Linked DNA regions of Homo sapiens: region 2 is linked to region 1. Evidence: chromatin contacts called from ENCODE Hi-C data. All regions are on one chromosome and are shown on one strand. Each heading gives the region's core, a stretch centred on a gene start or an enhancer-like site at or near the end of the contact. The rest is flanking DNA. Distances are from core to core; before and after follow the strand shown.

Region 1 (3,163 bases), core at 406-2,905:
GTCAGTAGTTTCATCAGTACGAAGGACCTGAAAGGTTATCTCAAAGCACAAACTTAACGTTTCATAATGTTCAAGTTGTTGTCTATAGAGCAGTTAGGGGAAACTATAACCTTGTAACAGAGTCTACATGATTCTGAAGCAATAGGCAAACAATTATGAGGAAGGGGTCAGACAGCAAGCTGACCTAATTATTAATCCTCAGTGTGCTGCAAGCTTGGTTTAATTTCGTTCCCCCCACCCCTTTTTCCCAGATTAACTTCATAAAGTATATAGGCATGGTTTCAGACACCACTGTAAAGGCATCCTAAAGACAGGGCTGACTCTGACAACCAAGGGACAGATCCCATTTCTTTTCATTTGACGTGACCGCTGTCATGATACTTTACAAAGAATGTGTGTGCCAAACATGAGGGATAGACGAATAAGTACAGGTCACACTGAATCTAAAAAAGACACTTTTCAAGAGGGAACTTCCTCAAGGAGATAGTACCTGAATTGATGGGGCGGCATGGAGATGGCTGATTATTCCAGGCAGAAGGGCCAGTTTGAGCAAAAGCATGGAGGAATGAAACAATAGTATTCTGTTTTCAGAAGCTGTATATATTTGACACAATATACACATAATCAAAACATGTGTACGCCGTAAACACAATTTTTGTCAATTATACCTTAATAAAGAAGGAGGAAAAAGGGCCTTCACTAGCCCAAATGATGCCCCTGTGCGGTTTTTTCTTTAAAGGCACCTCTTCCGTTAAGTGAAAGTTTTAGTATATTATCACATCTGTACAGTTTTATTATTAAACCCCAGTACACAATATTTTAATGTTGAGAGATGGTGTAAACTGAGCTTTAGAGCTGCAAAGACCTGCGTCAAGCCCCCGCCCCCGCCCCCGCCCCCGGGCACTCATCGTCCAGCACAACAATTGCAACAACACCTGGGCGTTCTCTGCCCATGTAGCGAGGTCAAGGTCCTGGGAGCCGAACTCTCCCTTGATGTTCAATCTTTTTAAATCTTTCCCAGCCTTTATTTCTCATCTGCAAAATGACGATAATCGCATTTGAAATTCTCCGTTTTCAAAATGCAGGAATTTATTAAAGGATACGTAGGCTGGGGAAACAAGGGAGACGAAAGATCTAAATCTAAATGGTAGACCAGAAAAAGGAAGGCAAGGGTGTCTGGAAACACAAAACAGTCAACATAGATTTTAAGACTCATCTATACTCTCTTCTTCCCGGGTTTGGGAACTGCGGTTGCTACACAGGTCACATTTGAAATAAAAGTCCTGGGACGGCGGCCGGCGCGACACTCTCCCCCGCACAGCGCAGGCTCTCACTGGGAATCTGCCGGGACCGCAGTTGCCAAGGCGACTCCGCGCTGCAGGGCGAGGCGGCCATCCGTCTGTGCCCGCCCCCTCACGCCGTGGCGCGCTCTCACGCTTCCCCGCCTCCGGGCGCTCCGCGGTGCCGACCATTGGCTGGCTCTGCAGGTCTCACTATCCTCACTCCATCCGCGGAGCCAATGGCTGGGACCGCCAGGAGCTCGTTCGCGCGAGTCACACGATGTCGGCAACTGCACAGACCAATCACCGCGCCGAGAAGGCGGGGCGGGAGCTCTCGCAGGCCAATAACGACAGGACGGGCCGCCTGGCCCACCCGGCTCCACCCCCAAGCCAGGCGAGGCAGGTTCCGAGGTTGGAACACCTGGCGAGTCCTCGGTGTCGGTGGCCGGCAGTCATCTCGCGGCCGTTCAGGTGAGGGGGTTGGAGGAGTGGCTCATGAGCGAGGAAGGGGGAGCAGGCGGGCTCCCACCCGGTGCTCCGTGAGATCGAGGGGAGCGGGTTCTGGGTGCGGATGCACGCGCTGGGCGGGACGCTGGCAGTGGTACCCGAGACGGGGCGGAAGGAGACTGGAGTGAAGGTGGGCCTAGGCTAAGGTACGTGCTAGAAAGGATGAAAACGGAGTGAAATTCTTAAGTGATGGAACTAGGCTAGGGCATGTTTCTTGCCCTTTAAAATGTGTTGTCTTCGGGAGACAGGACGTAGAAGATAGTTGCAGCACAGGGTGATAGGCTGGCGAAAGTTATACAAAAGCAGGAACCACTAGAAGGAGGTAAGATGTAGTGTGCTTTGGGAGTAGTGGGGTTGGGAAGGGCGTCCGAGAGGAGGTTACTGAAGGATGACTAGGAGTTGAATGGGAGGACATCACCTGTAAGGGAACGATATTTCCGTGGGCAGAGAGGAATGAAGCAGTAGCAACCATGAGTGATCAGATACTGCAAAAATGTGAAGTGTAGGATGGCGAGAATGTAAGAAATGAAGAGTGAAGAAGTCTGGAAGGGCCTCGTGTGCATCAATCACAGCGGGGCTTGATCTTTATGCTTAGGGCAAGCACTCCCTTGAACTTTGAGTGTTTTAAGGAGGTTATCTCTGATGTTTAAATTTATATAGATCGTGGCATTGCATCTTAGAAATAAGGTTTAGGAAGGGCAAGCTTGGAGGCAGGGCAAGTCCAGAAAATGAAGGAGCTGGTGAAATCCGTGTTAAAGTGCCAAAGGACAGAGACTGGCTGACAGCTAAACTTCAAGGTTTCTGAGAATCCACAAATAACTAAATTTATCTAGTCAACCTGTTCCAGAACAGGCTTCCAGTCATTTAGGTTGCCCAAGAATGAGTAAAGGAAAAGGAAATTCAATTTTCCAAGACCTTGTTTCCCCTCTCCTCTTTAATTCCTTGTTCGGTTAGCAACAGTATATCCATTCCCTCGCTCCTTTGTGAAAAGTAAATTCCTGAATGTTAACTAAACCAAGTGTTTCTAAATTGGGTAAGAGTTTGAAGACTTAAGGCAGCAGAATGGGAGAGACTTAAAACGTTATGTCTGAGAATTAGGCATTAAAGGAGGCCTAGTATTTGGGCGGGGGTTGTGAGGAGCACATACTGAACCTTTGGACCTGTTGAGTGAGTTCATGTGCCTCTGAACTCTCTGACTGGATATGACCAGTAAACTTGGATAATTAGATCCTGGAGTTTAGGGGAGAGGGCTAGAGATAGAGATGATGGATGTCAGCATATTTTTAAAACAGAAAATAGTTAAGATCACCCAAGACAATCTGGAATCGTTAGAAGGGAGTAAGGAAGGCATTATTGGGAAACTTTCCAGCTTCAAT
Region 2 (3,228 bases), core at 155-2,654, 3.9 Mb after region 1:
ACAGAGTATTACATAATTCCCGCAGAAGGATTTATGAAGTGCAATAAGGAACATAATTTCTTAAGCTCTGAAAGTGGTATCAGCTGCCTTAATAAAGTCTTCAACTCATAGGAGAAGCTGACAGAGGCCATTGAAAGTTTCCTCTACCTGAAATTTACTTTTATATCCAACTAAATTCCCTTTTTTAAGCCACTTTAGCGTTTAAGAAACCATGCCTCATGTAATCGCTCGTGGTAAATGATCCCAATATTAAATACATATGTTTCTTCGCTGTTATTAAAAATAGAACTGTTTAATTTTGCCCAACCAAAAAGAGCTGAAGGTTGACAATTCTAAAAGACACAGATTTGCTTGAAAGCAGCTAAAACAGAAAAGCGCCCTTCAGGGCAGTAGTTGATAAACTCTGAAACACATTTCTGAACGGCCTGTCCTAATCCCATTCAGAAAAGCTGGCAAAATTATCACCAAAAGAATTCGACAATGGAAGGTTGGACTGGAAACTGTGGGCATATGAAAATGAGGCCATTCAGGAAAAAGCAAGCCACTTACTGCGCCGCTCTCCCCCCACCGCCAAAATAAATGTAAAAGTGAATGCCCAGGAGAACGGGAGTAAAAAGATTTGGCTGGGAGCATTAACAGCTGTTCTTGACAAAGCCGGAGCGGGGGAGCCCCAGGGCTGCACCCCCGCTCCCACGGCGCCAAGCACAGGTACTCCCAAGCCCGCAGGGAGGCGCGGCGGCCGCTCGCCGCAGACACACCCCGGGGCCAGGTGTCGGCGGCACCCGGCAGGAGCCGGTCGCGGCCTGGGGCTGCGGCCCGGCCGGTCCCGGCGTGGGGATCTCACCCTACAGCCTCCCTCATCTCCGCCTCCCTTTAGCTCAGGCCGGGGACACAAATCCCTCTACACGACTGCGGGAAGTTTTCAAGGACTTAAAAATAAATGCGCAGGCTTAAGTTGCGAAACTCAGCCCCACAGAGTGCCACGGGGAAGCAGCTTTCTAGCCCAGCCAAGATAAGGCGACAGTCCCCAGAGAGACCGCGCCATCCGGGAAGCAGGGGGTGCTGGGCTGCGCCCGGGGAGACCGCGGCACGGAGCCCTGGCAGCTTCCTGCCCGGAGAAGGCAGAGGCCGCGGGCTGCTCCGCTTCCGCAGGTCCTGATTCCCGGCCCACGGGGACCCGAGGGCGAGGGGAGAGAGAGACCGACCCAGGGCGGGGATGGGGGAATGTCGAGACCACCGCCTTCTCCGCGGCTAGGGGTCCGCCGACGCTGGGTCCCCGTCGACCCCGCGCCGGCCGCGCGCCCTACCTCGCGCCTCGGCTCCTCCTCTTTGTTCGCGGCCCCGCAGCGGCTGCGGCGGCTGATGCAGATGCGGCCCCACCGCGCTCGCCGCTCGCAGTGTCTCTGACGCCGCGGCGGCACCGGGAGACTCCTCTCTGCTGCCCCCCTCACGCGCGCACACACACCACGCCGCCGCCGCCGCCTCCCACTTTCCCAGCCAAGGAGGGCGGAGGAAGAGGAGGAGGAGGCCGGGACGCAGCCGGCGCCCGGGGCGCAAGGGGGCGGCCCCGCGCCACAGCGCCTTCCCCGGGAGCGGGCGCGGCACCTCTCGGAGCCACCCGCCGCCGCGCCGGCCTCCCGCGCTGAGGTGACCTGCGCCCAGTACCCCGCCGGAGCCCGGGGGCGGGATTGGGGCGGCGGCCTGAGGGGGCGCTGCAAGAGCCTAGAGGATGGGGAGCGGGGCCCCCAGGGGACTACGAGGGGAAGGCTCGGGGACGGACGCCTTCTCCCTGAGGAGAACGCGCCTGAAAAATGGAGCCACCGGACGGGAAGGCGGCGGGAGTGGAGGCTGGGGGAAGCAGGAAGAAGCCCCGGGACAGGGTCCCGCCGCCTCCTCCTCCCCCCGGCGGGGCTGGGAGCCCTGGACGGACCCTTCCTCCCCAGGCTGGGCGAGTCGCGGCGCGGGAGGGGCTGGGTCCGCGGAGGCGGCGGGAGCAGCCCTGGCGGGAACCGATCCCGCTGCGCTTTGCGTCTGGTTGCCCACCCCGGACACTTACTTGGTAGAGTCGGAGCGAAGTGTTGCCCCTTAGGGCCGAGAGCGGCGTGGTGAATCGATGGGGACAGTGCCGCGGCCACCTGTCCGCACCCAGCCATCAGTCACCCCAGGACCCAAACCGGAGCAAGCCTGGAGGACCGCTGACCCCAAAGCCCAAGACTAGGAAAACGGTAGTACGGACTTCCAACCCAGGCTCGGGGGCTCTGTTATCCCTGCCCTAAGTGGGGAGAATTGAGTCTGACCTCAGGTGGGCTGGCACCGCAAAGCACGCTGAGAGGCGCCTCTTTTATCTGAGCCTGGGTGGCTGCCATCATCGCAGTAATCTTTGTTTTGGTTGCCCCAAGCACACACCTGTAAACCGAAGTGGAGTTTTGAAAAACATCTTGTCCATAGGTTTTGAGGTTTTTCAGTCTCGATTTAGTGGAGAAGCAAGTTAAAATTTTGTCACTGATCTAAAGTTGACATTACTATATTTGCATTTACCATCAATTTACAAAAAGTTATCCCAAATACCCCTCCTCAAAGGTGGGCAGAAACTAGGTGGTTATAAGAAGAAAGGGTTACAACAGATGATGCAAGAAATCTCTGCCCAGCCACCAACTAGGTTTATGATTTGACGAGGAGTCTCAGTTTATCCTCTAGTCTCCAGCTAGGGCCACAGCTAAACCATTCAAGACATAAGGATCACATAAGCCTGAAAAAATTATGACAGCTAACAATGATCACTCACTGTAAATCAGGCACTGTGCTGAACATTTTTCATGCATCAGTTCAATTCTCTCAGCAACCCTCTATGTCATCTTTTCTCAGCCTTGTTCTAAATAGATTCATATGCTGAGAGTCATAATGTATGAAAACCAAAAATAATAGCCCACTTCCCCTTCCATTAGAAGTGAGCAAATACATGGGCATTTGAGCTGAGAAAGACGACGGAAGGAATGAATGGAATGGAGAATTTCTAGTCCAGTTTGCAAACTGAAAGTTACTACTTAGTTCTGCATGTGGAACTGGGCAGATAGATGAAGATGAGGCTGACCAGAAGATTACAGTCAATAAACAGATAGGGATTATTTGCAGTTATTAAAACTGAAGCTCAAATAGGTTAACTTTCCCCTGGTCACACAGTAAGTAATGTTGAACCAAGACTCAGTCCCAGCTCTCTGGATTCCAAGT

What was found. A loop is a pair of places that touch in the nucleus more often than their neighbours do. Pooled maps may share reads with other maps.
Region 2: a pooled map shows a loop between it and region 1 (8-fold over the local background). The contact joins the promoter of SH3RF1 here to the promoter of MSMO1 in region 1. A Hi-C loop is called at or near these places in 6 of 50 pooled maps.

The regions. Positions count from the first base shown.
Region 1 is chr4:165,326,014-165,329,176 of GRCh38, forward strand. It overlaps MSMO1 (methylsterol monooxygenase 1), which reads left to right and starts at 1,656. Exons shown (of 6, transcript NM_006745.5): 1 at 1,656-1,751. RefSeq lists a silencer at 1,255-1,594 and an enhancer at 1,685-1,954.
Region 2 is chr4:169,269,552-169,272,779 of GRCh38, forward strand. SH3RF1 (SH3 domain containing ring finger 1) reads right to left here and starts at 1,405. Exons shown (of 12, transcript NM_020870.4): 1 at 1,308-1,405. RefSeq lists silencers at 626-845, 1,086-1,845, 1,886-2,035.